Linked DNA regions of Homo sapiens: region 2 is linked to region 1. The links are chromatin contacts, found by Hi-C or POLR2A ChIA-PET in ENCODE. All regions are on one chromosome and are shown on one strand. The core of a region is the stretch at or near the end of the contact, and the rest is flanking DNA. Distances in the headings are between cores, read along the strand shown.

Region 1 (3,435 bases), core at 936-3,435:
TGGACAGGCAGTTGCTGGGCAGATGTCCTCACACAAGTATTTTGTGTGTCTGTGTGGCTCCATTTTGATTCTGGCAACTTTCACATGGTCATTTGTGAACGTTTGTTAGGCTGTACACTAATATCTGTATGTGTATTTTTAAAGTATGTATATTTTGGCAGGGCGTGGTGGCTCACACCTGTAATCCCAGCACTTTGGGAGCCAAGGCGGGCGGATCACCTGAGGTCAGGAGTTTGAGACCAGCCTGGTCAACATGGTGAAACACCGTCTCTGCTAAAAATACAAAAATTAGCCAGGTGTGGTGGCGCCCGCCTGTAATCCCAGCTACTCAGGAGGCTGAAGGGGGAGAATCGCTTGAACTCGGGAGGTGGAGGTTGCAGTGAGCCAAGATCGTGCCGCTGCACTCCAGCCTGGGGGACAGAGCGAGACTCCATCTCAAAAAAAAAAAAAGTAAATAAATTTAAAAAAAAGTATGTATATTTTACTTTAAGCAAAAATGAAAATTAAGATGGGGCAAGTGTGCTAAGATACTTGTACAAAGATGCTGTTTTCGATGTTATGATGTTAAAAACTGGAAACGTCCTGCATGTATAAAGAGCCAAAGGCTGATGAACTAATAGCTTTTAGTATCCCCACAGAATGGAATATTATGCAGTCATTGGGAATGTTGATAAAGATGTACATTTATTTGCTTGGAGTTATTAAGTAAACAATATAATGCGAAATAAGTTAAAAAAAGAAAGTATATTCCAAAAAGTGTCCCTTTCTGGGCAATATACAAATATGCAGACTATTAAGAAAGTTGACTAGTCTGAGGAGCTTGCTAGATACATATATTCCTGAGCCCACACACAAACTTGACTAATCCAAGGAGCTTGTTAGATACATATTCCTGAACCCCCACACTCAAGGATTCAGGGATTCTCATTCAGGCATCCCCCTAGTCCCCACCCACACACACCCAGCCAGAGTTTTTTTGAGAAGGAGTCTTGCTCTGTTGTCCAGGCTGGAGTGCAGTGGCATGATCTCGGCTCACTGCAACCTTCTCCTCCCCAGTTCAAGCGATTCTTCTGCCTCAGCCTTCCAGGTAGTTGGGATTACAGGCACGCACCACGATGCCCGGCTAAGTTTTTCTTGTATTTTTAGTACAGATGGGGTTTTGCCATGTTGGCCAGGCTGATCTTGAACTCCTGACCTCAGGTGATCCACCTGCCTGCCTTGGCCTCTCAAAGTGCTGGGATTATAGGCATGAGCCATTGCGCCCGGCCAGGCAGGTTAATTTTTATGCACAGCCTGGTTTCTACCATTCTGGGAGCATCTTTGAGAATTTGATGTAAACTGTGGATCTTCACCTCTGAAAAAGTAATGGACACACCAAAGCCTGGGTAGAACTTGGAGGGGCGAGGGGGTCCATAACTCCAGCTAAGAGGAAGGATGAGAGGTCACCTCCCCTCATTTTCCTCATTTCTATTTATCCTCGGAAGGCCCCTTGCTCCCGCTCCCTAAAGGTTGAGAACCCCTGCCAGGCAGTATGGCCCCTCTGGGCCATTGTTGAGGTCGGCGCCCCTCCCTTTTGTGTTTCTGTGAGGGTCGCTGGTGAGAGCTGAGGGCAGGGGTCACCTGGTAGTGGCCCTGAGGCTTGCTCTGAGAACCTGCCTCAGCTGTGTTCGGGGCTTTTCCTGCCTCCCCGCTGTCCCTGCTGTCCCCACTGTCCCCGCTGCAGGACAGCTCTTAGGTCGCCCTGAGGTTTTTGGCCTTCTCCACACCCTCCCTGCTTCTGGTCCAGAAAACGCAAGCTGCCTCTCTGGCTGCACACGGCTCATGACGCCGCCCCAGCGTTCTCACCCTCCATCTTGTTACCATCAGCCGCAAAAGGTCCCCCCGCCCCCCACCGTGTACAGGCAGTGCACATCCACTATTGCATTAATGCTGCTCTGGGCCCCTGGAATGAGATGGGAACGGGGTCAAAGTTGTGGCTATGTGTTGGAAGGTGGGCCGTGAGCAGTGTCGTAAACTTGAAGACCCCTAGAACAGTTTACTGACCTCTTTTTGTGTGTGTGCCTCTAAAAGCCAGGGACTACTCAGGCAGTGGACAGTTCCATGGCTTCTTCTAAGAGAACAAGGCAGTCAAGAAGAGTCAGGTCCATTTGGGAAGAGAGACGTCCATGGCCTCGGCCACCAGGTGGCATCACTGTCCCTTCTGGAAGAGCAGCGTGTCTGGGAAGCCACATCCGTCTACAGCTCCCGTTCCTCCCTAGCCTCCACTCTAGGGCAAGGGCCCAGCCTTTCACTAGGAGGCCTCACTCCCTGAACCCGAGGCACCGGCTCCGCCTCCTCCCCTCACAGTCCTCATGTGTCGTCAGTCCCGCTCCGAGGAGCACCTCATTTCTGTTGCCCATCACCACTCCTCTTAGCTCCATTGCTGAGCGGCCGGATGGGACGAACGAGGGGAACGTGTAGGGCAGGACAGGCTCCTCTTGGCCTTGGCATAATAAACAGAAAACCCACACATTTTTCTTACTTTTAATATCTAAGATAAAAAAAAAAACCCAACCACCAAAACAACCCATTTGCATGTCGGCGACACGCCTGGTCTCGGGCTCCCTTTCTGGGGCTGTCCTCCCAGGCGGCTCCCAGGTCCTCATCCAGGGAAGAGCCCAGCCTCGGCCAGAAGCCACCGCGGCCTCCAGTTCCGCACCGTGACAACCTGGGACCCAGCCTTTCAGAAAGGCCACCAGGAACTGTTTTTAAAGCATAGGGCTGCACTAGGAGGAAGTTTTCCCTTGAGGCTGAGAGTTATTTCTTGTGGAGAAATTTCATTTTATTGCCTAAAAAAAAGGAAAATGAGAACATTTCACAAGGCAGACAAAGGAGGGTGAGATAAATCTTGCCCTTTCCACCCAGAAGTGGTGCGGGTAACGGGGCCCCCACGCCACCCCAGGGAGCCTCATCCCTTGCTCTGGAGAAGCCAAAGGGGCTTTGTTCTTTCCAGAGATCCCCGTGGGGTCTTCCTCAGACTTGAGGGGGTTTGAAAGGAAGACCATCAGAGCTGTCTAGGAGGGCTGGCTGCTTCTGTGGTAATAAAGGAAGCACCGAATTAACACATCCCTCAGGAGCCAGGGGAGGAGAAAGTGCCCAGCAATGCTGTGTGTATTTAAAACACTCTGCTTCCAGGTAGCCCTCCGTCCTGCAGGAGGCACAGATATGGCGCCCTTCACAGGCCCTCTGGGAGGGCCTCACTGCTGCAGACACCTCCCTACTGGGGCCTCCGTCCTCTTTTTTGGCTGTCTTCATTCTCCCTTTCCCTTTAAGGGCCTTTTCACTGATTAAACTACAGTCCTTGTAAGTGTCACGTTTCTACTTTCCAGAGGAATTTGGACACCAGTGCGAGTCTTTCTTGCCAGACGTCCTTGTCTGGTTCCCGCCATGCTCCCT
Region 2 (3,625 bases), core at 769-3,268, 180 kb after region 1:
ATTGTGTTTGCCATCATGGTGTTGGAGGGGCTTGGCCGCTCACTGGACCCCAAACTGGACATCCTGGAGGCAGCGAGGCCCTTCCTCCTCACGGGCCCAGTGTGCCCCCCGTGATGGGGCAGTGGCCTCTGTGGGCCCTTGTCAAGAGCTGGAGGCCACTCCCAAGAGCCTCTCCTATGGCAGCTGGGACGTTTTAAAATTGGGACACCAATTTCAAATGTAACCCTCCAGTGGTGGAAGGCACACCATGGCTTCCTCTGCTTGGTTTGAGGGTCTGTTCAAAAGCTTTGGGCCAATTAGGGAGTAAAAGGAGGGAAGGGGCCTATCCATTCCATTGTGGAAGCTGGGCCAGGTGCCAGGGACACTCTCCTTCAGGGAAAATGTTATGTGGAGGAGGACGAATAAATTTATTTTGTTTTCCTGTTTTTCTCATTTCTTGACCCGCTATACTCCCTGGTCAGATGGGTACTGCTGGTAGTTCCCAGACTTTGATATTCAGGTTAGAAAATGCCATCAAGTCCTACTGATCTGTGGCATGTGCACACACACACACACACACACACACTCTTTATGTATAAATATCATGCAGGTGCTACCTGCCAGCATAATATACACTTAGGGCAAATTTCATTGTACTTCAAATTATCTTCTTGGTAATTTTTAATAGATTTTGCTAACTCCTTGGTAACTTTTATTACAAGGTAAAACAAAACTGATGAAAGTGGCTGACATACCGGGGACGTGAGCAGAACGGCTTGGCCACTTCCTTAACATGGCCCCGGGTTCACCCGCTAGTCCGGAACTACAGTTTCTCTGCCACAGTGTCTGCGCCTGTCCACTTGCAGGCATTAATTTTGGTGAATATGAAGAGAGTTAATATAACCAGTGTGTCCTCTTCTCCATGGCAGCGCCCAGGGACAGACCTGCAGTGACCACCACCTGCCCCTCTCTGCCAGGCCCAACCACGGGCTTTCTTCTCAGAGCTGAGCTGATGTGGCCGTCTGGCTGACTAGGAGGGGCCCGGGGTCAGCCTGGAGGGGGGGTATTTGTAAAGCTTAATTTCTCTTTTTTTTTTTTTTTAGGTAAAATCACAGTTTATCCCTGCACCTTCATAGATTATGTTGCTCGTCTTAGAGACCACCAGGCAGCGAATGGAGTCAAGCCCTTGCGCTCTCCGAGAGTCCTGCCCTGACTACAGGACTAGTTTCTCCCATTCTTTCCTTCTCCAGGATAAAGTTCCTCATTCCTGTCTTTTAGTGAGCAGTATGGTTTAGGTGGACAGAGATTCCTTTGGTGCAGTTTTTTTCAAGGAGGTGATGTTATTTTTTCCTTCCCAGGTCTTGAGGGGACATTCAAAGCAGGCAGAGAGGGGTTGGGATGGCTCCAGATGGCTGGGAGGGAGAACACCAGCTGGTCACGCAGCCCCTCGTGCCAGTGCGCATCAGGTACAGTGTGGAGGCGGGAAAGGGACAAAAAGACGGCAGTCTCTTCCCTGAGCCTATGCCAACCCAGCCTTAAAGCCAGTGGATCGAATCAAGCCATTTGTGGCATTATCTATTGCTGCGTACGAACTTAGCCTGGCACAATGCCTGTAATCCCAGCTACTCGGGAAGTTGAGGCAGGAGAATCGCTTGAGCCTGGGAGGCAGAGGTTGCAGTGAGCCGAGATGGTGTCACTGCACTCCAGCCTGGGTGACAGAGCAAGGCCTTGTCTCAAAAAGAAAAAAAAAAAAAAAAAAGAATTATACACCACTCAGTTTTAGGAGGGGCAGAACACGGGGAGAGCCCTACAGGATCAGAGGGGCAACCAACAAGCTGTTTCAGAAGGCATGGGGCAGCTCAGCAACCATAAGTTATGCGTGGGCTTTGCTCTCGGGAGAGAGGTTTCCTGCAGCCGAAGGACTCACAGCTAATCTGGGTCAGGAGCGGCTGCCGGCTCCCCCACTCCTGGAGATGAGCGACTCTGTGACGTCACGGGAGGCGCGGGCGGAGCGCCGGGGAAGCGAAGTAGGCAGGGGCGAGGCGGCTGGGGACCGCGGGGCGGACGGGAGCGAGTATGTCCGCTCTGACTCGGCTGGCGTCTTTCGCTCGCGTTGGAGGCCGCCTTTTCAGAAGCGGCTGCGCACGGACTGCTGGAGATGGTGGAGTCCGTCAGTGAGTGTGGGGCTGGGGATGGGGGCCTCGCCGGCCTGTAGCGGACAGCGCGGGTCCCTGGGACGCTCTCACCTTGACTGGGGCGCCTGAAGAGGCCGCGTCCCGAGGCATGCTGGGACCTGTAGTCCGCGTGTCTCCTGAAGCCGCGACTCGAGGAGAGGGACCCCGCTGGCCGGAGGGAGAGGGAGAGACTTCGCTGGGCAGATGGGACACCGTGTGCAGGGCCGTCATGGTAGTAGGGGCCGCCTGCCCTCGGGAGACGCACGCGTGAATGCGGAGCGGGCTGAGCCAGTCGGCGCCGGCGCGGGCGGTCCAGGCGGAGGAAGCAGCGTGCGCGGCGGGTGTGGACGCTCCTGGAGCGAGGCGGGGGGCGGCGGCGGTGAGGCCTAGGGAGGGCGCGGTCCAGGGTCCCGGTGCCTGGCTGCGGAATTTAGGGTAGAGTCTGTTCGGCAGCCTTTAATCGGAGACGTCACGTGGCCGCTTTTTAATGCTGAAAAATCACTCTGGCTGCAGGGAGTGGAGGCTGTCGCCCAGAGAGAGCGCCGTCGGGTGAGAGGAGCAGAAAGCCGGAAGCCAACGCTGGGGCAGCCGTGGCGTTTAGGAGAGTGACAGGCAGAGCCGCCCGCGAGGTGGCCCGAGACGCAGACCGGAGGGCGGAGGGCTGGGGGTGCGAGGTAGGGAGCGGGTGCGAGGTAGGGAGCAGCTGCCGAAGCCGAGTTAGTGGTGTGCAGAGATTCCGTAAGAGCAGGACTGGAAAAGAGTCATGGATGATTCCAGGTCCCTTAGATCATCAGCTACACTTTACCAAGAGGCAGTGTGGGGTCGTGATTCCAAGCGGGATTCTGGCCGCACAGTGGCTGGGTTCAAATCCCACCTCTGCCACACTCCAGCTGTGGGACCTTGGAAAAGTTTCTTATTCTCTTAATGCCTCAGTTTCCTCACCCATTTGGCGTCCATTTGCAAGGAACTAAATGAGTTACTGTTATCTAAAGCGTGTTTGTGTGTTTTAGGAGATGGGGTCTAACTCTGTCAGGCAGGCTGGAGTGCAGTGGCGCGATCCTAGCTCACTGCAGCCTCTAACTCCTGGGCTCAAGTGATTCTCCAGCCTCGGCCTCCCAAAGTGTTGGGAATACAGGCGAGCCACTGCGCTTGGTCTCACTAAAGTGTTTAAAACAATTGCTGGTGCCTGCTAAGGACCGTACAAGTATTCTTTAACTGTTGTTGTTATTAAGGAACTGAGGCCCAGGAAATGAAAGGAGTGACTTGCCTGAAGTCCCACATGGATGAAGAATCTGGAGCTGGGGCAGGTGTGGGGTGGGCAGAAGGCAAAGCCCTGTGTGACTTGGGCAAAGACAGTGATGGAGAGCCATGAGCGACAGCCCTTGGTCCTGCATGAGGAGATGGGGGAATGCCGATCTTCCCTGAGGTGCTGGCTTGTTCGTAACACACACTTGTTTCAGAGTGTGTGATAA

The links. A loop is a pair of places that touch in the nucleus more often than their neighbours do. ChIA-PET counts read pairs that join two places held with the same protein, here RNA polymerase II (POLR2A). Pooled maps may share reads with other maps.
Region 2: a map of PC-9 shows a loop between it and region 1 (9-fold over the local background). The contact joins the promoter of NDUFB2 here to the enhancer-like site in region 1. A Hi-C loop is called at or near these places in 1 of 168 maps with a recorded cell type or tissue (PC-9), 1 of 37 single-sample maps with no recorded cell type and 9 of 50 pooled maps. POLR2A ChIA-PET finds 5 or more read pairs at or near these places in 4 of 52 experiments (AG04450, Caco-2, H1 and 1 more).

Annotation. Positions count from the first base shown.
Region 1 is chr7:140,515,911-140,519,345 of GRCh38, forward strand. It overlaps DENND2A (DENN domain containing 2A), which reads right to left. Exons shown (of 20, transcript NM_015689.5): 20 at 2,510-2,828. The coding sequence ends at 2,797. Among named protein-coding and RNA genes, the nearest start is that of MKRN1, 38 kb to the left of the region's middle. Within about 2 kb of position 2,186, at least 11 of the 41 ENCODE cell types and tissues checked have a DNase peak (open chromatin) inside an H3K27ac peak, as active enhancers do.
Region 2 is chr7:140,694,690-140,698,314 of GRCh38, forward strand. NDUFB2 (NADH:ubiquinone oxidoreductase subunit B2) reads left to right here and starts at 2,019. Exons shown (of 4, transcript NM_004546.3): 1 at 2,019-2,153. The coding sequence starts at 2,056. NDUFB2-AS1 (NDUFB2 antisense RNA 1) reads right to left here and starts at 2,388. Exons shown (of 2, transcript NR_024454.1): 1 at 2,226-2,388; 2 at 647-2,131. It overlaps ADCK2 (aarF domain containing kinase 2), which reads left to right. Exons shown (of 8, transcript NM_052853.4): 8 at 1-421. The coding sequence ends at 114. RefSeq lists an enhancer at 2,028-2,337.